Regions from separate parts of the Homo sapiens genome. Here region 1 is linked to region 2. Evidence: chromatin loops called from intact Hi-C (ENCODE). Cell type or tissue: psoas muscle. All regions are shown on one strand. Each heading gives the region's core, and the rest is flanking DNA. Links, peaks and the distances in the headings are about the cores only.

Region 1 (12,707 bases), core at 4,565-9,564, 91 kb before region 2:
TTTCTAGGAGCTGCCTTCTTGGAGCTCCCCAAAATATTGCAGTAATCCTTTCTAATCACCTTGCTTTGGACTTATCTGCTTGAGTGCACATGTCTGCACTGTACTGTGAACAACCTGAAGACCTGCGCTATGTCTTTTTCTTTCTTTTTTAGACCTGTGGTCTCACTATGTTGCCTAGGCTGGTCTCATACTCCTAGGCCATCCTCCCCACTCAGCCTCCCAAAGTGCTGGCATTACAGATGTGAGCCTCTGTGCCTGGCCTTATGTCTTTTTCTTGCTCATATTCCCCACACCATTGCCAAGTGCAGAGCCAGCTTTCAGTGTAAGATTGTAGAATAAATTGGATAGAGAGCTGGGGACAAACGGGCTGCGAGAAGACAAAGAAAGGAAGGCAAGGAAGGAGAAGAGAACTCCACAGGATACTGACTCCACACTTGATACGCTTTCCCCTACCTTGGGTGATGATGATTTAATCCTTGTGAGAACCCAACCAGGGTAGGCACTATTGTTACCTTCTCTGAATAGAACAAAGAAATTAAGTAACTGGCACAGAGATAGTCATTAGTGAGTGAGGGGTCAAGATTCAACCCTCATCTACCTATTCCAAAGCCCAGGCTGTTTTCTCTAAGAAAACACAGCTCAGCCCAGTCCCTTTCCCTGGTTCTGCAGCTCTGCCCTGTCTCCATTCTGCAGAACCCCCTCCCTGTTACTGAAACCTCTCCAACAATCCAGAGAGCTGGCAGTGTTACTGCAATTCCAAGTCCTACGAATCTACACCAGTGCAGTCCTGTGTTCTTCAGGTAGGAAATATTTGAGAGAATGAATTCATATACGTTAGCTAGGTGCTACTTTCCTTCTCAAAATAGTAATGAATACCTTTGCTGTGAAATTATGGTAGGGAATAAATTATTGTTTATGCTTTTGTTAAAACAAAACAGCTCTAAGGTTGGGTGCAGTGGCTCACGCCTGTAATCCCACCTTGGGAGGCCAAGGTGGGTGGATCACTTGAGCTCAGGAGTTCAAGACCAGCCTGGGCAACATAGGGAGTCCCCATTTAAAAAATTTTTTTTTAATAAAAAATTTTAGAAAACAGCTGTAATGAACTAAATTCTAGCATGCTTAAGTGAAAATTGGGAGAAAAAATTTGGATTGTGACCACCAAATGAAAAAATTACATCCTCCTATCAATGGCTCCGAATACTTTTAAGTTATTCCACTTTACAGTGTGCCGAGCATTTTAATACAAATTAATCTCACTTGGTCTTCCAAGAAGAATCAAATAAGTTATATATCTTCATCTTTTAATGCAGATAAATCTATCAATATGTTCCTTTCAAGTTTATTCATTGCTTTTCGGTTCGTAAATTCCTTTCTTAAAATTTTTTCCTTTCATCTTTTACAATGAATTATTTAAACAACCTAAAATTAATTTGAAAAATAAGATAAGGTGAGGCTATAATTTGATTTTTCCCATATTGATCTATTTTTTATTTTTTATTTATTTACTTTGTTTGTTTGTTTGTTTATTTAGAGATGGGGTCTACTGTGTTGCCCAGGCTGGTCTCAAACTCCTGAGCTCAAATGATCCTTCTGCCTCGGCCTCACAAAGTGGTAGGATTACAGGCGTGAGCCACCACACCCAGCCCTCCATACTAATCTATTGTTGCAGCACAATTTATTGAATAATCTTTCCTCTTTTCAGATATTTGAGCTTTGCCATGCATTTATTACACACATATCCATTTGTCCATTTCAAACTTATCTATTCTATTCCAAATCTATTTGCCAAGTCTTTTTCTCCCAATCATACACTCTTCTAATTACTTTAATTTTCTATTTAAAAAAAAAATCAAATAGTGAAAGTACTCCTCTTGCATACTATTTCTCACCACCACCACCACCCCCTTGACATACACACACACACACACACACACACAACATCCCTGTTTACTCTCATCTGTTAATTTTTCCAAATAAAATTTAGAATCATAATATTAGCACAGACCCGAGGCCTCCAAGGCAGGGAGCTGGCAATGGGGCAAGAACAAGCCATTTCCCACCTTCTCTTGAGCAAATAATACTGCTCTTTTATGCAGGGTGAAGCAAGTAGAGTCTGCAAATTGTTTTTTTCAACCCAACTTCACTCTTCCTACAACTTTTGGAAATCTGTATTTTCAGAAGCTTTTCTCACATCAAGCAGAATTTGTTAGCAAAACCTGTTCTAGCTAAGCCTATGGTGAATCTGTCAGAAGGGGACGGGTGGCCATGCTGTGTGCAGGAGCTTCTAAGAAATAGCACTGCTTAATCCTATCACCTATGATGCTTATAGCAATCGCAAAATTACTTAGACATTTAAAGGGAAAAAATTGTCAGAGATGTACCTCTTAGGTGAATGGTTTTACCATAAAAAGCTGACTGCCTTGTCTTGGGTTAAGAACACATTTTTGGTTACATAGATTTCCTCCCCAATAATTGTTGGAATATTGGCTAAATAAAATATTCTCCATAGCAGATTTAAATCACACCCAAAACTGTCCATTTGAGTTACGAGTATTTGTCTTTTTCTTTGTGTTTTAGGCATTTTCTTGAGACACTGGGTAAAGATGGGAGGCTGCTAAATAGAGGCCATTTAAACCACTTTAATTGTTATTTCAATGGGGAGTTGGAAGGAAGTATGTTGGGTACACTGCTAGGTAATCTACCACTGCGTGACCCACAAATGCAGACATTGTCTAAGTTACATTTGCACGACTTTTAACTAGCACTGGGAAAAGCCTGGCTTAAGAGTAAAAGAAAGGCCTAGAATCCAACAGACCTGGGTTCTAATCCTGACTCCACTTAATACTATTTGAAAACCCTGGGCAAGTTTATTTCCCAGCTCTGTGCCTCGGTTTCCTTGAATAGAATGTTAGGAAACTAAAACTTACCTTGTAGGATTCAAGAATAAGAGATAATGCATAGAAAGGACCTTGTACAATAGTTGGCACAAAGTAGGTACCTAATGAAAAGCCAGTTATTAATGCCTCCAAGAATATGAATGGTCTGTATGTCCATATCATTTCTAGCTTAAGAACTCACCCAAAAAAAGTAAAAGGATAAGAGCTCTGTTGAGTGGAGAAAAAAGATTCTAGATGATTCTCTTAGTTTACAGAATTTCTGCCTAGGAAATCAAATTCTTGCCTCTGGCTTGAAGGGCATCCAAGAGCCCACTCACTGCAGCTCAAGCTTGGCACAGTCGTAGGAACATCTCCCCTGCCCTGCACTGAACACACTCCTCAGGAACCAGCCTACGAGCTTACTTTGGGTGAAGTGCCGCTTCCTAGAAGCCAAGAGCAGCCATGCAGATGCTGCCCCCGGTGCCCCTGCTGGCATGGGAATCCTTGGCCACTGTCAACCCGCTGCCCAGGCTCCCCTCCACAGTCCACCGAACCACATCTGAGTGGAAGAAACAAAACAGCCCACATCAGTGTGTGCAGCCAACAAACGGAGCAAGCTGATCAGCAGATATCACTGAAAAAACCCCTCATAATAATAATGGCTGCCGTGCATGTGCCAGACACCCCCACCTGGCACTTTTCACGTGTCTTCTTGTTTAATTATCACAATAACCCTATGAGATGGGTATTGGTACTGTATCATCATTTTACATAGGAGGAAATGAGGTTCAGAGAAATTCAAAGTAGCTTCTCCAACATCCCATAGCTGATAAGAGTCAGAGATAAGATTACAACCCAGATCTGTTTGACTCCAGCGCTCAAACTCATTCCACCATACATGCTGGCTGTCCCAAGAGCCCACGTACAGAGTTCTCTGCTTGGGATTCAGAATCTGACTCATAGTCTCTGACCTAAAAGGAACGTTTGAGAATCTCAGTTATTACAGTATGTTCTCCAAGCCCACTCTTGTACACTCTGCCTTGTGATACTGGGGATGGGACCCTGCACAGCCCATTTCTCCTTTGCCAGCTGCTCTCTTGAGGTGTTTTCTAGGGGTGGGGAGTCCTAAAGGGATACCTAAAGGAGGGAGACGCCATCGGCTACTTCCTGCCTGCTTCCCATTTAGGTCAGCATGGCCCCAGAAAGGTTTCTTCTTTAGAACTCCTATAGCAGTCTGTTGCCACAGCACAGGGATTCTGATTGCAGTTTTCTCAGCACCAGCCATGTTGTACCACTCTCCTTCCCCCTCCCCAGAGGCATCAGGACCCACCTGAGCTAAGAGGTGCATCCCCTTCTCCAAGTTTCTGAGTTTTAATAGTCACAACTTCTTCACTCTGTTCCCAGCCCCTGCAGCTGTTTCCTCTGTGGCTCCTTTGTGCTCCCTGATTGCCTTTCCAGTTCTTTAATTCCTGGTTAATAATGAATTGTATCAACTTCTCTTTTAAAACAATGGGCATGGCTTGTCTCCTGACTGGACTCCATTTTACACAAAGAATCATCGTCTGCTCTAATGCCTTTCAAATGAGGAGACTGAGGCCCAGAGAAGTTAAGTGACATGCTTAAGCTTGCACGCTCAGTAAGAATATAAAATAATGTTGCTACGATTTGTCCTCTTAGAATGTGCTATAACACCATGAGGTACATACCACCATCCCTATCCCTACCCACACCCTCTTAGAATGTGCTATAACCCAGTTACATACATACCATCATCCAAATAAAACAAATGCAGAAATTGAGGCTCAAACATCATGTGATTTCCCTAATGTCACCCCTTAATGAGTAATAGAGGTACAATTTGAACTGAATTAGCCTAACTGTGAAACCAGGGCTCTTAACCACTATTCCATACTCAGTGTGTTATCTCCCCATCCCTCTGGACTGGATAAATGTCTCTGCATCTTCAAGGGCTGGTGGAGCTCCTAGCTGTGGTTTCTCGCTCTCCTAGAACTGCTCACTCTTGAAGCCAGTAATCTTTTCTTAGCACTACTGGCACAGAATATAAAATCTAAATATTGTCCATCTACTAACATTTCTTTAACCAAGTCCCCAAACCAAAGGGAAGAAAGCAGCTATCTTTTACATGATATTATTGTCTCCCAAGCTATCTGGGAATCTTCAGGATGATTAAAGTCCCTCTCTAGCCAGTTGCAATGACTCTAAGTCCTAGATGATTCACAGAAAAAAAAAAAGGGGGATGGGGGTGGGGAGGACTACTTGGCAATTAGGAAGGAGTAGGATCACAGTTATGAAAGCTATAAATATCTTTCACATGTCTTCTGTAGACTGGGCTGCAAAATAAGAAAGTTCCAATATCCTATTTATTAGTTATCAAAAAGCACAAAGTTGCACTTCAAACATATCAATAAGTCTCTCTCTATTACCTCTTGACAGGTAGAGCCCAATTAGGAGCTTCCAAGAAGCTGGGTTTGGAGTCCAGCTACTTCCTGACTGAGAGCTCTGCTGAACACTGCAGCCAGTTAATCACAGGAGGAGACTGGATGGCTCCCATGTCAGGCATGCTGCAGGGCCATGGCAGGAGGAAGAGCTGCTTGCTGTCTACTAATGAGCCAACCTGGATGCCCAGCAGGCTCTGCTGGGCTCAATGCCCTTGTTTGTAGGAAGTATCCTCAGGATTCATCTTAGTTGCAGCCCAGAATGGAGGTTAAGTCAGGAGCCATCAGAGAATGTAGGAGGCCTTACCACCATGCGAGGGTTGAGCCTACCTACCAATCCAGGAGTAGAGAAAAAGACATCGGCCTTTTCAGGCATCCTGAGCTTTTGTGGGCAGCTCCGTTGAAGCTCTTGAAAGCTCTGCTGCTTTCATTTAGTAACTATTTATGGACTGCTAACTAGGTACCAGGCACTGACAGTATTACTCTGTTCAAGTCAATAAACATTTCCTGAGTATCTATATGTACAAGCACTTCACCAGGAAGAAAGGACTTACACCTAAAAAAGGTGGCCTTCCAGACTCGTGTGACTTCCTGCTCATCTCAGCACCCTGGGTGTCACGGGTTTTCTCAGTGCCCCACAGCAGGAAGCAGTCCAATTTACTAGAAAGAGCAACAGACAAGGAGCCAAAGTTTATGTCTGGGCTCTGCCACTCACCCCCTGCACGATTTAGGCAAGTCACTGAACCATCCCACCTCAGTAGTTTCATGTGCAAAAAGCAATCTGACAGGCTAAGATCCAACAAGACAAATCTAAGGATGATTATTATTGAAATTTATGGGTGGAGGGAAAAGAAAACAGGTATTTCCACCCTATTTAATTTAAACGTTATATCAGACAAATGAAATTCCCTGTGACTATTAAGAAAGACTGGCTAGGCATGGTGGCTTACGCCTGTAATCCCAGCAATTCGGGAGGCCAAGGCGGGCGGATCACCTGAGGTCAGGAGTTTGAGGCCAGCCTGACCAACATGGAGAAACCCCGTCTCCACTAAAAATACAAAATTAGCTGGGCGTGGCGGCACATGCCTCTAATCCCAGCTACTCGGGAGGCTGAGGCAGGAGAATTACTTGAACCTGGGAGGCAGAGGTTGCAGTGAGCCGAGATCGCACCATTGCACTCCAGCCTGGGCAACAAGAGCGAAACTCCGTCTCAAAAGAAAAAAAAAAGAAAAGAAAAGAAAAGAAAGACATGGGGAAAACTGAAACACAAAATCAGCCCCAGGAAAACGTGGCCATAGATAGATGGATAGGTTTATTTTCAGGGCTACTCCAGTTAATTTTTTTGGCATCCACCTCATTCAGTGCCCAAACACGAAATGCAGCTCCTACCCTCACCCCCTCCAGAATCACTGGATCCCAACCATGGGAGGGCCGGCGAGCCCATCTCATTCAGTCTTCTGCACCCACAGGACGCCCAGGCACCAACATCCCGGAAGAGGCCTTCCAGTCTTCACTTGAATACATTCAAAGGTGAGGTGCTCATTGTTTGGTAATATAACATTCCATTTTTCCCAGCTCTGATGAGTAGAAAACATGAAATCCAAAACCATCCATTGGTCCTTGTCCAGCCCCCGTGATGCTACCTGAACTCATCTAACCAACCTTCTCCAAGGCAGCCTTTGACCCAGTCCCTCATTCTCCTCTCCTTTATAATAACTCCTTTAAACAGCTTTGGGTTTCGGGGTGGGGTGGGGGGCGCATGCTGTTAATAGGACCCAACCCTGACATTACTTGTGTCCTATTAACAGAAATGAGTTCCTCCTCCTACTTATTCAGAAGTTGACATTAGGCATAAAAAGATAGGCATGACCTTTTCAGCCAGACCCTAGGGAACAGATTCTAAAAATATCTCTATGTCCGCAGGCATCATGGCCAGAGCCAACACTATGAATAACCCTCTATGCTCCCTGGAGACTCAGGAGACAAGAAGAGACCTGCAGGCCAGTTTGCATGTCAGGGTGCAGGGGGAGTCATCGGCCAGGACTGGCCTTTGTGTTCTAACAGCTGAGGCATGGCCCAGGGCAATGAAGGCCCCATCCATCCCTGAGTCATGAGGTGGCCCAGAGGAGAAGATGAGAGGATTAGGAGAATAGGGGGCTTTGTTATTAGTATAATCGTAATAATTTCCCTCAATATTTGAGAATTATAAGCAAGGACTTGGACTCAAATTAACTTAGGATTAGACTCAAATAATATTGTAGTATATTGATTAAAATATCATATCTGGCTATACTAAGCCCAGGTCACTGGGTAGTAGAAGGGCTTAATCCCACAAGTTCTATCACTTAATAATAACAAGAATAACTAACATTTATTGAGCCAGTCACTGCTTTAGTTACAGCTTAGTTATAGTATCTCCACAACAACCCTATGAAGAAGTATATAATAACTCAGGGATGCACGGGATCTCCATTGCCCTGGGCCATGCCCCAGCTGTTAGAGGACCAAGGCCAGTCCTGGCCGATGACTCCCCCTGCACCCCCACGTGCAAACTGGCCTGCAGGTCCCTTCTTGTCACCTGTCTGAGTCTCCAGGGAGCAAAGAGGATTATTTATAGTGTTGGCTGTGGCCATGGTACCTGCGGACATAGAGATATTTTTAGTGTCTCCTCCTTCTCATTTTATAGATGAGGAAAGTGAAGCTGAGAGCAGGTGAGTAATTTGACTAAAGTCACACAACAGTGACTGGGCCCATTAACTCAGAGCCTGAGCTCTTAACCGAGAGGCAAAAACAGAGAAAGAATGAAGCCATCTTCCACAGCCGACAAGTTATTCAGATCAGACCAGGGTCTCTGTTTAAATGCCATCCACCACTACATGTCTGCTTCTCCTGAGAAGGAACCAGGACAGGCTCTCACAGATGTGGAGTCTCTAGAGGCCTCTGGTCCCAGCAACTCTGCTGCCTGCAATCTAGTCTCTCCCTCAGCTGCCTGGTGGTGTTATACCTGGATCCCCAGGCTCCCTGCCCCTGCTGCCACCTGTGCCTGCCTGTCTGTGCATAGGCACTTGTTCCTCCAAGACTGGACTAAGCCCCTGGACCCTTAAATTCAGCAGGTCCACCTGGTGATTCCCAAACGTCAGGCAGTCACATGCTACCATCACAATTTTTAGAGTATCTGTGGACCACTGTTTACTTCATGCGTTTCTGCAAAATAGCTTGTTTGTTTGTTTGTTTTGAGACAGAGTTTCACTCTTGTTGCCCAGGCTGGAGTGCAATGGCACGATCTTGGCTCACTGCAACCTCCACCTCCCAGGTTCAAGCGATTCTCCTGCCTCAGCCTCCAGAGTAGCTGGGATTACAGGCATGTGCCATGACACCCAGCTAATGTTTGTATTTTTTAGTAAAGACTGGGTTTCACCATGTTGGTCAGGCTGGTCTCGAACTCCTGATGTCAGGTGATCCACCTGCCTCGGCCTCCCAAAGTGCTGGGATTACAGGCATGAGCCACCACACCCGGTCTATTTATTTTTACTTAGCTGTGTTTAAACAGTAGTATCTGTGAAATCACAAGCTAATATACTGGTCAATTTTTGTCTAGTATGCATGAAAATGCACAACAATTAAAGGGTTTTATTTTTTTAATTTCCCATCAGTAGAACCTAAACCACTACTGGCACACACTGCCTTATCAGATGCACAAATCTCTTCTACAACACTGTAAATTGTGATCAATCAGCCATCCCTCCAAAACTCTAGTGAGGGGACTCACCACTTTCTGTTACCTAAACATTTCCTTCCCAGCTAGATGATCCAACAGCTCTGGAAGGGCACCAGGCAGGGCTAAAGAGACCAATCGGATAAACCATAATTTTTGCTTTTTTTTTTTTTTTTTTTTTTTTTTCAGAAAGAACCTCATGAGGGAGAATGAGGCTTCAAAGTCAGAGGTAGCTAGAATTTCAGCTCCACTACTTTTTTTAAGTTCCTGGGCAAGTGCCAACTTCTCTGAGCCTGTTTCCTCATTTTCCAAGGGGATTATAATACGCACCTCAAAGAGTTGTGCTATGGGCGAGATCACATATGTAAAGTGTCTAGTACAGCTCTTGGCACACCACAATCACCCAATAAATATAAATTCCCTCCTTTTCCACAAGAATAGTAAAATAACCTGGCAATACTGACGAATGGCTTTCCTTGGTAAGAATCGTCCTGGCTAATCTCCTAGAAGCATTCCAATCATTCACTGCTCTGCATATGAATTTGGGGCAGTATTTTTCTTCAAACTTGGCGGAGAGCCTGATTATCTTCCCAAACAGTGAGTGAGGACCTGATCATTCTGAAGATCAAGACAGATTTTCTACCTTAAACGGCAGAGCCCTCACTGTTGGTTTTCTGAGGATAGCAGGTTTCCATGACCCCAAAGGGAAAGCTGGCAGGGTGCTAACCTGGGTGCTAACCTGGGAGGGACCAACCCTGAGACTGGCTGGATGTTTAAGCTGACAGAATTTCAGCAGAAAAGCATCAACCATCACTGTCAAAAGCTCTGGGGTCAGGCCAGGCGCGGTGGCTCACGCCTGTAATCCCAGCACTTTGGGAGGCCAAGGCGGGCGGATCACCTGAGGCCAGGAGTTTGAGACCAGCCTGGCTAAAATGGCGAAACCCTATCTCTACTAAAAATACAAAAAATTAGCCAGGTGTGATGGCGGATGCCTGTAATCCCAGTTACTCGGGAGGCTGAGGCAGGAGAATCACTTGAACCTGGGAGGCAGAGGCTGCAGTGAGCCGAGATCGCACCATTGGGCTCCAGCCTGGGCGACAGATTGAACCTCCATCTCAAAATACATACATACATACATACATACATACATACATACATACATACATAAAAAGCACTGGGGTCTCTGAACAGAAGCTACGTGGCTCCCAGAAAAAGTGAAGCCCGCACGCAGGCAGTGCTCATGAGTTGGTGGCCAAAGCCTTATCTGCATCCCTTTTCACTCACTATTACGTGGCATTAAGGAAATTTTCTGCTGAGCAGAGTGACCTTGACATGTGATTTCTTGTGCTTTTCTGGGTATATGCAGAGCATTATAAGAAGTAATGATTCCCAAAGAGCCCATCTAATCTGACAATTTTCATCAGCCTCCAAGGGGAGATTTTACCTTTTGCTCATTTCTCAATTTTTTTTTTTTAGTGTTACTATAAAAAAGAGAGGAAGAACAAGATCTATAACCTTTAATATGTCCTTGCAAAAGTTAGAGGTATGACATAGATGTTCTCTTTCACTCATCTTTGCCACCAGTCAGCATTTCTCAGCAGGTGGATCAAGTATACAACTGGTCGAACTTTCCTCTTTCTCTAAATCTTAAAGATACTCTCCAGGCATCAAATGTGAGTTTGGCAGAAAAACCATGGGTACTAGACTCTTAGACTACTGGGAACAAATAACATGAATCTCGGCTATTGGATCCTGACCACTCTAATCTCAACCAATGTTGAGTCCACATTTGGGAACATGAGTTGTAAGGACCCTAGAAATAAAACTCTGATTCTGGTTATTTACAAACCTTGTTTGATATGAACAAAATCATTATCCACCTTTTACCCTAAAACATCTTTTGTTTCTGATACTGAAACCACTAAAAAAAAAAAAAAAAAAAAAAAAAAGACTAAAATACAGTTTAAATGCTTTACAGTAAAAATTAATAAACTTCAGCACAAAATCAATACTTAATTATTCATCATTAGCTATAGTAAGACTACAAATAAGATGATAGTACTCGTTAGTAAAGCCAATTGCAATTGGTTTAATAAGGACCTCAATTAGAAAGTTGTATAAATGAAAAGACAAGAATTTGATAATTCAGTACAATTTTTAAAACATAACCCAACTATTTCAGGTTTATCAAAATCCTTAATTTTGATACATTGTACATTTCAGCTTCAACATAAAGACAAATATTTTGGGTTTTAGCCCTTTAAAAACTATTGCTGTGCTTCCTCTCTTCTCTGCTCCTGCCTCTCTGAAATCATTCTTTTTTTTTTTTTTAAACAGGATCTTGCTCTGTCACCCAGGCTTTAGTACAGTGGTGTGATCATAGCTCACTGCAGCCTCAACCTCCTGGGCTCAAGCCATCCTCCCACCTCAGCCTCCCAAGTAGCTGGGACTACAGGCACATGACACCACACCTGGCTAATTCTTAATTTTTGTAGAGACAGAGTCTTGCTATGTTGCCCAGGCTGGTCTCAAACTCCTGAACTCAAGCAATCATCCCACCTCGGCCTCCCAAAATGCTGGGGTTACAGGCCTGAGCCATTACACCCATCCTGAAATCATTCTTCCATTTTTTGATTTAAATTTTTTTTGTAAAGATGGGGTCTCATTATGTTGACCAGGCTAGTCTCAAGCTCCTCGAGTGATCCTCCCACTTTAGCCTTCCAAAGTGCTGGAATTACTGGCCTGAGTTATGCCCAGTCTGGAACCATTCTTTATTAATCTTGGGAACTCCTCTCCATTCTTTTATTAAAATCTGCAAGGAACTATGTCTTCCTCACACACATACACACATTCACTCCACCCCCACAGTCAAAGAGCTCTATTATCAATCCCAGGGAGAAAATGCCAAACCATGGGCTTTTTGTTTCAGAATATGGTAGCCCCCCCTTATCTGCAGTTTTGCTTTCCAAGATTTCAGTTGCCCATGGTCAATCCTGGTCTGAAAATACTAAATGAAAATTTTCAGAAATAAACAATTCATAAGTTTTCAATTGCACACCATTCTGAATAGCGTGATGAAATCTCGTCCGTCCCACTCAGTCCCGCCCGGGATGTGAATCCTCCCTTTGTCCAGCGTCTGCACACTGTAGACGCTCCCATTCGTCAGTTAGCAGCCAGATCCGTTATCAGATCAACTGTCATGGTATCGCAGTGCTGGTGTTCAAGGAACCCTTATTTTACTTAACAATGGGCCCAAAGCAAAAGAATAGTGATGCTGGCATATTGTTATAATTGTTCTATGTTATTATTATTGTTGTTAATCACTTACTGTGCCTAATTTATACATTAAACTTTATCAGAGGTATGCGTTAGAATGTTAAGAAGTTCTGCCATGGCATTTCGTCTGTATGTTTTGTTCTTTTAGCATACATTGCGCTCCTCCCTCCATTAGTCATTAAGGTCTTTGACATTAGATGTATAGGAAAAAAAACAGTGTACGGAGGGCTCGGTACTATCCTTGGTGTGGGGTCTTGGAAAGTATCCCCCACAGATGAAAGGGGACTACTGCATCCTATATAAGTTTTGGGGGGTAATTGGGCCTTTCTAATAATAGTTTCTAGAATAATGTTTTTTATTTTTTAGGAGAGACAGCAAGAATGC
Region 2 (12,707 bases), core at 5,940-10,939:
TGAAGGAGAAATAATATCCTTTACAAACAAGCAAATGCTGAGAGATTTTGTCACCACCAGGCCTGCCTTGCAAGAGCCCCTGAAGGAAGCACTAAACATGGAAAGGAACGACTGGTACCAGCCACTGCAAAAACATGCCATATTGTAAAGACCATCAATGCTAGGAAGAAACTGCATCAACTAACAAGCAAAATAACCAGCTAACATCATAATGACAGGATCAAATAAACACATAACAACATTAACCTTAAATGTAAATGGGCTAAATGCCCCAATTAAAAGATACAGACTGGCAAATTGGATGAAGAGTCAAGATCCATCAGTGTGCTGTATTCAGGAGACCCATCTCACATGCAGAGACAAACATAGCCTCAAAATAAAGGCATGGAGGAAGATCTACCAAGCAAATGGAAAGCAAAAAAAAAAAAAAAAAAAAAGCAGGGGTTGCAATCCTAGTCTCTGATAAAACAGACTTTAAACCAACAAAGATCAAGAGACAAAGAAGGCCATTACATAATGGTAAAGGGATCAATTCAACAAGAAGAGCTAACTATCCTAAATATATATGCACCCAATACAGGAGCACCCAGATTCATAAAGCAAATCCTTAGAGACCTACAAAGAGACTAAGACTCCCACACAATAATAATGGGAGACTTTAACACCCCACTGTCAATATTAGACAGATCAACGAGACAGAAAGTTAAGAAGGATATCCAGGAATTGAACTCAGCTCTGCACCAAGCAGACGTAATAGACATCTACAGAACTCTCCACCCCAAATCAACAGAATATACATTTTTCTCAGCACCACATCACACTTATTCCAAAATTGACCACATAGTTGGAAGTAAAGCACCCCTCAGCAAAGGTAAAAGAACAGAAATCACAACAAACTGTCTCTCAGACCACAGTGCAATCAAATTAAAACTCAGGATTAAGAAACTCACTCAAAACTGCACAACTACATGGAAACTGAACAACCTGCTCCTGAATGACTACTGGGAAAATAATGAAATGAAGGCAGAAACAAAGATGTTCTTTGAAACCAATGAGGACAAAGACACAACATACCAGAATCTCTGGGACACATTTAAAGCAGTGTGTAGAGGGAAATTTATAGCACTAAATGCCCACAAGGGAAAGCAGGAAAGATCTAAAATCAACACCCTAACATCACAATTCAAAGAACTAGAGAAGCAAGAGCAAACAAATTCAAAAGCTAGCAGAAGGCAAGAAATAACTAAGATCAATGCAGAATTGAAGGAGATAGAGACACAAAAAACCCTTCAAAAAAATCAATGAATCCAGGAGCTGGTTTTTTGAAAAGATCAACAAAACTGATAGACCACTAGCAAGACTAATAAAGAAGAAAAGAGAGAAGAATCAAACAGACACAATAGAAAATGATAAAGGGGATATCACCACTGATCCCACAGAAATACAAACTACCATCAGAGAATACTATAAACACCTCTATGCAAATAAACTAGAAAATCTAGAAGAAATGGATAAATTCCTGGACACGTACACCCTCCCAAGACTAAACCAGGAAGAAGTGGAATCTCTGAATAGACCAATAACAGGGTATGAAATTGAGGCAATAATCAATAGCCTACCAACCAAAAAAGTCCAGGATCAGACGGATTCATAACCAAATTCTACCAGAAGTACAAAGAGGAGCTGATACCATTCCTTCTGAAACTATTCCAATCAGCAGAAAAAGAGGGAATCCTCCCTAACTCATTTTATGAGGCCAGCATCATCCTGATACCAAAGCCTGGCAGAGACACAACAAAAAAAGAGAATTTTAGACCAATATCCCTGATGAACATCGATGCAAAAATCCTCAATACTGGCAAACTGAATCCAGCAGCACATCAAAAACCTTATCCACCATGATCAAGTTGGCTTCATCCCTGGGATGCAAGGCTGGTTCAACATACGAAAATCAATAAACATAATCCATCACATAAACAGAACCAACAACAAAAACCACATGATTATCTCAATAGATGCAGAAAAGTCCTTTGACAAAATTCAACAGCCCTTCATGCTAAAAACTCTCAATAAACTAGGTATTGATGGAATGTATCTCAAAATAATAAGAGCTATTTATGACAAACCCACAGCCAATATCATACTGAATGGGCAAAAACTGGAAGCATTCCCTTTGAAAACTGGCACTAGACAGGGATGCCCTCTCTCACCACTCCTATTCAACATAGTGTTGGAAGTTCTGGCCAGGGCAATCAGGCAAGGGAAAGAAATAAAGGGTATTCAATTAGGAAAAGAAGAAGTCAAATTGTCCCTGTTTGCATATGACATGATTGTATATTTAGAAAACCCCATCATCTCAGCCCAAAATCTCCTTAAGCTGATAAGCAACTTCAGCAAAGTCTCAGGATACAAAATCAATGTGCAAAAATCACAAGCATTCCTACACACCAATAACAGACAAACAGAGAACCAAATCATGAGTGAACTCCCATTCACAATTGCCACAAAGAGAATAAAATACCTAGGAATCCAACTTACAAGGGATGTGAAGGACCTCTTCAAGGAGAACTACAAACCACTGCTCAATGAAATAAAGGAGGACACAAACAAATGGAAGAACATTCCATGCTCATGGTTAGGAAGAATCAATATCATGAAAATGGCCATACTGCCCAATGAAATTTATAGATTCAATGCCATCCCCATCAAGCTACCAATGACTTTCTTCACGGAATTGGGAAAAACTTCTTTAAAGTTCATATGGAACCAAAAAAGAGCCTGCATTGCCAAGACAATCCTAAGCAAAGAGAACAAAGCTGGAGGCATCATGCTACCTGACTTCAAACTATACTACAAGGCTACAGTAACCAAAACAGCATGGTACTGGTACCAAAACAGAGATATAGACCAATGGAACAGAACAGAGGCTTCAGAAATAACACCACACATCTACAACCATCTGATCTTTGACAAACCTGACAAAAACAAGAAATGGGGAAAGGATTCCCTATTTAATAAGTGGTGCTGGGAAAACTGGCTAGCCGTATGTAGAAAGCTGAAACTGGATCCCTTCCTTACACCTTATACAAAAATTAATTCAAGATGGATTAAAGACTTAAATGTAAGACCTAAAAACCATAAAAACCCTAGAAGAAAACCTAGGCAATATCATTCAGGACATAGGCATGGGCAAGGACTTCATGACTAAAACACCAAAAGCAATGGCAACAAAAGTCAAAATAGACAAATGCGATCTAATTAAACTAAACAGCTTCTGCACAGCAAAAGAAACTACCATCAGAATGAACAGGCAACCTACAGAATGGGAGAAAAATTTTGCCATCTACTCATCTGACAAAGGGCTAATATCCAGAATCTACAAAGAACTTAAACAAATTTTGAAGAAAAAAACAACCCCATCAAAAAGTGGGCAAAGGATATGAATAGACACTTCTCAAAAGAAAACATTTATGCAGCCAATAGACACATGAAAAAATGCTCATCATCACTGGTCATCAGAGAAATGCAAATCAAAACCACAATGAGATACCATCTCACACCAGTTAGAATGGCGATCATTAAAAAGTCAGGAAACAACAGATGCTGGAGAGGATATGGAGAAATAGGAATGCTTTTACACTGTTGGTGGGAGTGTAAACTAGTTCAACCATTGTGGAAGACAGTGTGGTGATTCCTCAAGGATCTAGAACTAGAAATACCATTTGACCCAGTGATCCTATTACTGGGTATATACCCAAAGGATTATAAATCATGCTACTATAAAGACACATGCACACATATGTTTATTGCAGGACTATTCACAATAGCAAAGACTTGGAACCAACCCAAATGTCCATCAATGATAGACTGGATTAAGAAAATGTGGCACAGATACACCATGGAGTACTATGCAGCCATAAAAAACGATGAGTTCATGTCCTTTGCACGGACATGGATGAAGCTGGCAACCATCATTCTCAGCAAACTATCACAAGGACAGAAAACCAAACACCACATGTTCTCACTCATGGGTGGGAATTGAACAATAAGAACACTTGGACACAGGGTGGGGAACATCACACACCAGGGCCTGTCGTGGGGTAGGGGGCTGGGGGAGGGATAGCATTAGGAGAAATACCTAATGTAAATGACATTAATGGGTGCAGCAAACCAACTTGGCACATGTATACCTATGGAACAAACCTGCACGTTGTGCATATGTACCCTAGAACTTAAAGTGTAATAAATGTATATATATATATATGTGTATGTATGTGTAGATACATGTGTGTGTATATATATGTGTATATATATATGCATGTGTGTGTGTATATACATATATGTGTGTGTGTGTATATATATATATATACACACACACGAAAATTAGCCAGGCATGGTGGCAGATGCCTGTAATCCCAGCTACTCGCGGGGCTGAGGCAGGAGAATTGCTTGAACCTGGGAAGTGGAGGTTGCAGTTAGCCAAGATTGTGCCATCACACTCCAGCCAGGGGGACAAGAGTGAGACTTCGTCTCAAAAAAAAAAAAAAAAGTTTTCAATTTTTAAATTTCTACTGCTATCAGCTTTTTATTCTGAATATTGTTTATTTTTGCCTTCTTTATAAATCAACTTATGTCATTATTACTGTTATATGCAATATATGTTTTACATAAGAAAATAAATGTCTTTTCTCACTAAAAAAAAAAATATTCCCCATCTGATAATGCTTAAAAATGCTTCAACTGGACATTCACGGAAATGAATCTAAATAACAATCTTACCCCTTTCACAAAAATTAACTCATAGACATAATGGATCACAGACATAAATATAAAACATAAAAGTATAAAACTCCTAGAAGATAATATAGGAGAAAATCTAGGTATCTAGGTGACCTTGAGTTTAGCAATGACTTTACAACACCAAAATACAATTTACAAAAGATAAAATGTAAAAATTGGACTTCGTTAAAATTAAAAATCCTTCAATTGAGGACAAAGCTTTTTGTTGTACAAAAAGAATTGAAATGCAAATTCCTGTCTGGAAAAGATAATAGTGATCTGTAAAATCATGCTGAAGTATAAAAGACTAATAGCAGATCCTGTGTTTCTGTGCTCGGGGGTAGAAGGCTACTCATGTATAAGAAAATAGGAAGAAACAATATTTGTGGGCTAAGGTGGAAGGATCACTTGAACCCAGGAGTTCAAGGCTGCAGTGAGTTATAATCATGCCATTGCACTCCAACCTAGGTGACAGAGTTAGAACCCATCTCAAAAAAAGAAAAAAGAAAAAAAAATTTGTGAAATATACAAGGAGCAAAGCCTTATCCTACACTTAAGCATCCTGACATGTGACTTCTCTGATGGAAACAAGAAAACCTGATGGTTCAGGTCTTGAAACTAGAGTAAGTATTTTCTTCTTATCAACAGCCAAGGCAGTCTCTGTAAATCTCAGGTCCAACCCAACATTCAATTTATAGCCATAAATATTTTCATTATTTTTAAAAATTTATTTCATCATAAAAATAAAATTCTTTTTTTTTCTTTTTGAGACCCAAAAGAGACTCCAGCTTGTCACCCAAGCTGGAGTGCAGTGGCATGACCACGGCTCACTGCAGACTTGACCTCCCAGACTCAAGCAATCCTCACCTCAGCCTCCTGAGCAGCTGGGACTACAAGTGTTTGCCACCACACCCAGCTAATTTTTTAACTTTTTTTTTTAGAGATGGAGTCTCACCATGTTGCCCAGGCTGATCTCGAACTCCTGGGCTCAAGCAATCTGCCTGCTTCAGCCTCCCAAAGTGCTGGGATTACAGGTGTAAGTCACCATACCCAGCCAAAAGAAAATTCTTAATATTAAAGTATATGAACTTTGACTCAAAAGTTTTTTTTTAAAGCAAAAGAAAAGGCAAAAATAAGAGTTATAAAGAAAACCTACTTTTCTAAAAAACAGCGTTTTATAAGCAGACATCTAGCAAATATTATCAAGAAAAAAAGAAGAAATACAAAATGCAAGAAATGAGAAATTGGAATAGGAACAACAGAAGTCAAAATGTGGCCAAAAAGGCCAGGTGCAGTGGCTTATGCCTATAATCCCAACACTTTGGAAGGCTGATGGGAGGATCCCTTGAGGCCAGGAGTTCAAGATCAGCCTGGGCAACATGGTGAGACCCTGTCTCTACCAAAAAAAGAAAAAAAAATTAATCAAGTATATAATCTTTGTTTGTCTCTCAAAAATATATTAAAAGGGACTCATTTATACCCAGAGAGACCAACCCTTCTTCAAATCCCCTTCTTTTCCCCAAATCTCCCAGAGCCCTCCAAAGCTCCCACTTCCCAGATGCCTCAAAGTCTGCCCCAAATATTCACCTATCTTTTTCAGTCCTTCACCCCCTTCTGTCTTCACTATGTAGATTGGTTTAGCTTCACTAACTTTTTTGTTTTCTTTCCACTTCTCCCATTACTTGATTTCTCTAACACAAAGGATGTTCTGGGAACTGATCCAACAAGCCAAAATTCTAACCATTCTTCTCATTTTCCATCTTTTCTTCCCCTTTTCCTGATACTTTTGTTAAAATCTGGGGACCAGGCCAAATACATAAATCAATCTATAAATCTTATTCCCCAAACCCATCCCATCACGAATGTTTCAGAGTCAAAGTCAATACTGAAAGAGAAGCCCTAGGGAACCAAGAGGATTCACCCCCAGAATTCAAGGTGGTTCAGTATTTGGAAACCAAATGTAACATTTCATATCAACATAATTTACAAGGGAAATCATGGGATCTCAATGGGTGGTGAAAGGCATTTGTAAGTACAAACAGAAAGTTGCTATGGACAGCAATTTTGAATAACTAAAATGTAGTTGGTGTCTCGCAGACATTGAGGTTAGGGGCAAACAGAGAAAAAGCCACTATTTTTCTAGATCTAGTGTTAGGAATATCAGATCCATCAGATCAAATGAATTACCTTCACGTGTGTCATTCTCAGACTCAAGCAAATTTGGTCTTGAAATCTGGCCTTGCAGGATGCCTGTCTCTGGAGGGCCACAGAACACTCGAATGGAACTGGCATTATTTGTAAAAAAAAAAAAAAAATTAGCCACTTTTTGTTGTATCAGCTATTAATATAAATAATTGAATGTTGATTACATTCCTTTGTGACCTATCACTTTTTAAAAATAAAATTTGAGGCTTTTTTCACACTCCCAAATATGTATTCACTGTAGCTAATTTAGAAGCGTGCACAACAATATAACACAATTTAAATTATCCACATTCTTACCACCAAGAGAGGACCGCTAATTAACGTTTTAGTATATTCTCTCCCAGCATGAATTTGGGAATGCAAGCACTCTTGATGTTTAATTAGGACATAAGTTGGTTGCTGATATTATAAGTCACTTCTATGTTTCAAATCCCTCAATGGAACATCAGAGGCTACTAGAATAAAGAGTTCTGATAGATTCTCCAGGCAAGAGATTAAACTTTGCCCCAAAGCACCAGAGAGATTAGATGCCCAGTGGTAGCAGAGTGACTTTCTGTGTGTAGTTTGGAAAAAAGGACTGCCAGTTGGTTCAAAATAATTAGAATCTAGGGGATACACACACACACACACACACACACACACACACACACACACACACACACACGCACACCAGCTGAGAAGACCTGCCCTAGAAAATCCATGGATTATTGATTTTTGGGGTGCTTCCCTTGAAATTACATGCAAAACATATGGGAAAGGGGCTATCATCTTCACCAAATTTTGGATCTATGACTCCCTCAAAATGTCAGGACCCCTGGTACATAAAGTCCTTTTCAATTTTAATATTCTTGTACTCTTTGGCATTGGAGCTTTTATTCTGCCTGCTTAAAAGACAGAAGGCTTGGAAGAGATGGAAGACAGATGAAGCTAGGTTCTTCTATCAAAAGGAGGTTTGCGGGGAAGCTGGCCCATGGAAAATGCAGACACAGCCCTTTACCTTCTCTGTATATTGACCGTCCTGCTTTGACAGTGCTTCCTCTAATATTTGACCACCAGCGACTTAGCAATTGTCGATGTAAAAATGATGCCATTTTTGAAGAATATGCCCAAAAGAAGTGTCTGCTACCAGTGCTACTCCCAGGTATTCTTGTGATGTGAACAACAGTCACTAACTTGGGGTCAAATTAAGAAAATTTGCCAGCATATTTTCAATGCCTACCATGCATTGACATGCCCCAAGACCCATTTCATGATTGCCAGAATCAGGCTTCAACCTTGGCTCTAGCCAACTTATTATTTTTTTTAATAGAAAGAATGTTTTTTGGGGTTTGTTTGTTGAGACACAGTCTTGATCTGTCACCCAGGCTGGAGTGCAATGGCACGATCTCAGCTCACAGCAATCTCTGCCTCCTGGGTTGAAGCGATTCTCGTGCCTCAGCCAGCCAAGTAGCTGGGATTACAGGCGCGTGCCACCACACCTGGCTAATTTTTGTATTTTTGGTGGAGACAGGGTTTTGCCATGTTGGCTAGGGGCTAGGCTGTTCTCGAACTCCTGACCTCAAATGATCCGCCAGCCTCAGCCTCCCAAAGTGCTGGGATTATAGGCGTGAGCCATCGCGCCCAGCTTCCAGCCAACTTTAGAGTCTATTTCACCTCTCAGCCAAACAGCCTCCCAGTCAATCGTGTATGTTTTGTATTTTGACCCACACACTGGTTTTCCCTCAAACTTCTATCTTAATTAGGAGATACGTTAAACACACATCAGTCTTATTTTAAAAGCCCCTTAAATATTTTATTTTGAAGCATTGATTCTGAAACATAAGATACTTTATAAAAGGGCTTCAAAAACAGCTTTGTCTTGTGGAAGACAATTAAAAATTTATTGTTCAAATGCTGCCATCTGGTGGCCAAACATGGCAAGCCCCGAAAATAGACCATTCACAGAAAAGATACGGAAAACCCCAGTTTCCCTAATCACTTGCTTTGTTAGCAAAGATTTGGAAAATTCTGTGGAAAAATATTAACATGCTTATGTTCCACTAATTCTAACCTGTAAGATATACTTTTTTCCCATAAACAATGGCAGTAAGATGTTTATCAGAATGTTTCCAAAGTCATATGAAGGAAAAATGAAGAAGGCAAGAAAAAATGTTTAAATAAAAAAAATTAAAGATCAACACCTGTGAAAAAAAGGGATTTAAAAAATAAAAATAACTGTTTCTAAGGGCAAAGATGCAGACTCACTGGACAACATGCTTGCCAATCAAATTCAGATGTAACAGAAAAAGTTATCTTTTCTACATCCATTCCAAGTGTATTGACACAGGTGTCATTCACTCAACGAAATTTTATTGCAAGGCTGTTTTGTTCCATATTCTTTTAATTTCGTTGGGTACATGATGGAGAACCAAAAAAACTACCTTTCCTAGAGAACCTCATGAGAAACAGGGACCCCACACCGTAAGATTGTACGTACGGTTGCACCCTATGTGGCCCTCAGTCTCAAGTGAGTGTGAGCTAAAAGCTTCTGCTTGCAGGGCATGCCTTTTCTCATTCACATAAAGGGGACATAGAGGCTTTGAGCTACTGCGGGGATGTGGGGGATTCAGATACCTATTGGGGCCTCCCTCCCACATCTTGGGTCTCTTTCCTAATGCCTGGCCAGCTGGAGGGAACACATTTTAGTATTTGACCTATTGACCCTCTTGCTTTGTCATGAACATCTTCCACTTTGTGGGTTCTCGAAAGCAGTCCTAGTCTCTGAGCAATGTATTTGTAACCTAGAGAATGCCTGTGATTCAGCTGCTCAACTGGCTCTTCAGACATCCCCAGATGCCCCCTTCTCTGCCCTGGGCCCAGCTTCCTACCTCCAGAATGCAGCTGGGGAAAGAGCCGCAAAGGCTGGTGGTCTGGTGACCCAGGACATGGAGGTGCCTCTGGACCCTGGCAACTCCAACTAGCATTCTAGGAGGACCTCCCACAGTTTCTGGAGAAGATTCTACAAAAGGTCTTTGGCCAGTAACTAATTCTTCAATGTGAATAAATGATAGTTTTTTTCCTCCAATAAATGTCAAACAGTACTAGTTGGGGGTGGGGGCAGTGGGTTGTGTCAGCTTTCAACTTGTGGCTGCCAGAACTACAATGCTTCTTCTTGGTTGGTAAAATATTTAAAAAAAAAAAAAAAAAAGCCTGGCGCAGTGGCTCACGCCTGTAATCCCAGCACTTTGAGAGGCTGAGGTGGGAAGATCACTTGAGCTCAGGAGTTTGAGACCAGCTTGGCCAACATGGTGAAACCTCATCTCTATTAAAAATATAAAAATTAGCCAGGCATGGTGGTGGGCGCCAGTCCTCCACAGTGACCTGAGACCCCTCCTGTATATCCCAGATGCATGGTAATGACCCTTTTCTCTTGAGATTCTTAAACTGGGGTCCACAGACCCTATGGAAGCACGTCAGTGGCTCCATAAATTCCCTGATAACATATACAAAATGTGTAAATATTCATTATGCTGAAGAGGTTTCACGGCTTTCATCACATTTTTAAAAATTAGTCTATGGTAGAATCTTCAGAGCCCTGCGAAAGTCTCCCTCCAAGTTGGAGTTGTTGGAAGCAGAGGGAAGCATTTAGGCCAACACTGACAGATGAGTCCTAACTCTCTGATATCCAGCCATGTCCAGTCTGTGTGACTATCAGATGCCAGGCTCTAGAAAATATCCCTGAATCTAAAGACATCCTTAACTACCATCTCAAGTATGATCTAGTCCCTACAAGGACCATTTGTACCTGGGTATCTCAGAGACAGGCCCAGAGAAGGAAAAATACTTACGCTCTGAGCCTAAGGCTGGCAGCGTTCATTACAGGTCCCAGACCAAGCCACTGGACTGATCTCTGGGCATGAAGAGGGAACGGGAGCAACTGAGGGGAAGTCATCTCCAGACATGGCTCCTAAGAGCCTGGGGCCAAAGGAGCTCTGCCAAACTCCTGAAGAAAGGAAGGGCTGATCCCTGTAACGAGGGACTCCCCTTCAGCTAATGCCGGAGGTCTCCCCAGACTCTGAAATAACCCTGACACAGCAGAGGGAAGGCAGACCTATGACAGGCCCAGGCAGCTAACCAGAAAATGCTATTTGTGTCCTGGCAGGGAACAGCCAAATCCATAAGCTTCAGAAATGCAAGGTGCTTTGAAGCCAAAGGTTCATTTATATTGTGGTTCTCAAACATCAATAAAATCAAGTTCATCCTGAATGGTTTAAAATGAAGATTCTTAGGCCCTCAGGATTGTGATTCAGTAATTATTTGGTAAAGCCCAAGTGCTTACATTTTTTTAAAGGGAAACCAGTAATTCTGATCTAAGGAGTCCATGGAGTACATATTTAGAAAGTTTCCAGGGGCAGTAAGGCTTCAGATGCAGAGAGAGGCATGGATAAGGTGAATTCCTCTTTCCCAGCCTCCACTGAGATAAAAGCAGAGGCTTCCAGTTACCATTTATTGAGTCTTTCTCTATGCAAGATACTATGCTAAACCCTTTACATAGATTATTTAATCCTTATAACTCAACTCTGTTATGCTCATTTACATATGTGAATTCCAAAGTTCAGAGAAAATAAGTAACTTGCCCAAGATCCCTCAGCTGTGAGTAGCAGAGCCAGGACTGGAACCCAGGTCTGAATCCAGAGCCTGTTTTTAACTAATATGCCCATGATTTTTTTTTTTTTTTTTTTTTTTTTTTTGAGATGGGGTCTCACTCTGTCACCCAGGCTGGAGTGCAGTGGCACAATCTCGGCTCACTGCAAGCTCCGCCTCCTGGGTTCACACCATTCTCCTGCCTCAGCCTCACAAGTAGCTGGGACTACAGGTGCCCGCCACCATGCCCGGCTAATTTTTTTTTTGTATTTTTAGTAGAGGCGGTGTTTCACCATGTTAGCCAGGATGGTCTCGATCTCCTGACCTTGTGATCTGCCCGCCTCGGCCTCCCAAAGTGCTGAGATTACAGGCGTGAGCCACCGTGCCCAGACAATTTTCAAGAGTTTCTGTGCCTGGTACCTGATGACAGCAAATAAAAGGCTATGAAGCCACATGCCCTCTGCAGCTGGGTTGGGGAAGAACGTCCAGGAGCCACAGTGTATGTAGACAACCACCTCAGGAGACGAAGCAGACAATCAAGCAGGCCCAAAGGTCCAGCATCAAGCCAGATAGAAGAACTATGGATGGATGGACTAATGACCTAAGGATTACAATCCTGGAGTGCAGAAGGAGCAGAGAAAAGAGATGAAAGATGTTGGGAATGAGAGATGGACAAAAAGGGCTAAAGGAACTGGCTGATCTCAGGGAAATCAATGAAATGCCACGGAAAGCTTTTGATCAGCACAGGTCCAAGGCCCCTGGGTTCTATGGCTTCTGCTGTTAGTCTTGCATTTATACTGTTCAATTGATAAGAAAAATAATGAGTTGATGCATCAGAATCAATACCAACTTTGGATAGTGCCCAGGAACCATTGTAGAATATTAGATGCTCATCCACTAAAGGGGCATAACAATAGCACGTAACCTCATAGAGTTATGTACAGTGAGAATTCAATGAGATCACTTGAGTACAGTGTTTAGCATAATGCAGGACACACAGGAGTCAGACAAATGTGAGCTGCTATGATCATTAATTATATAATTATTACTATACCTATGTTCACTAAGTAACCACTGTGGCATCTTGTTTGTTTGTGAAA

Evidence for each region. Peaks named below come from ENCODE experiments on the same cell type or tissue, not always from the same donor. Only the 100,000 strongest peaks of a DNase experiment are listed, where the experiment ranks them.
Region 1: a loop joins it to region 2, with 2.5 times the contacts of the local background. A loop is called at or near these places in 2 of 110 quality-filtered maps.

Annotation. Positions count from the first base shown.
Region 1 is chr9:32,869,970-32,882,676 of GRCh38, forward strand. No RefSeq gene overlaps it. Among named protein-coding and RNA genes, the nearest start is that of TMEM215, 93 kb to the left of the region's middle. In psoas muscle, for the core only: no CTCF peak of the experiment used is centred there; a DNase peak (open chromatin) is centred at 7,352; H3K27ac peaks cover 2,783 bases.
Region 2 is chr9:32,959,710-32,972,416 of GRCh38, forward strand. No RefSeq gene overlaps it. Among named protein-coding and RNA genes, the nearest start is that of APTX, 36 kb to the right of the region's middle. In psoas muscle, for the core only: a CTCF peak has its summit at 8,890 (motif pointing left); a DNase peak (open chromatin) is centred at 8,892.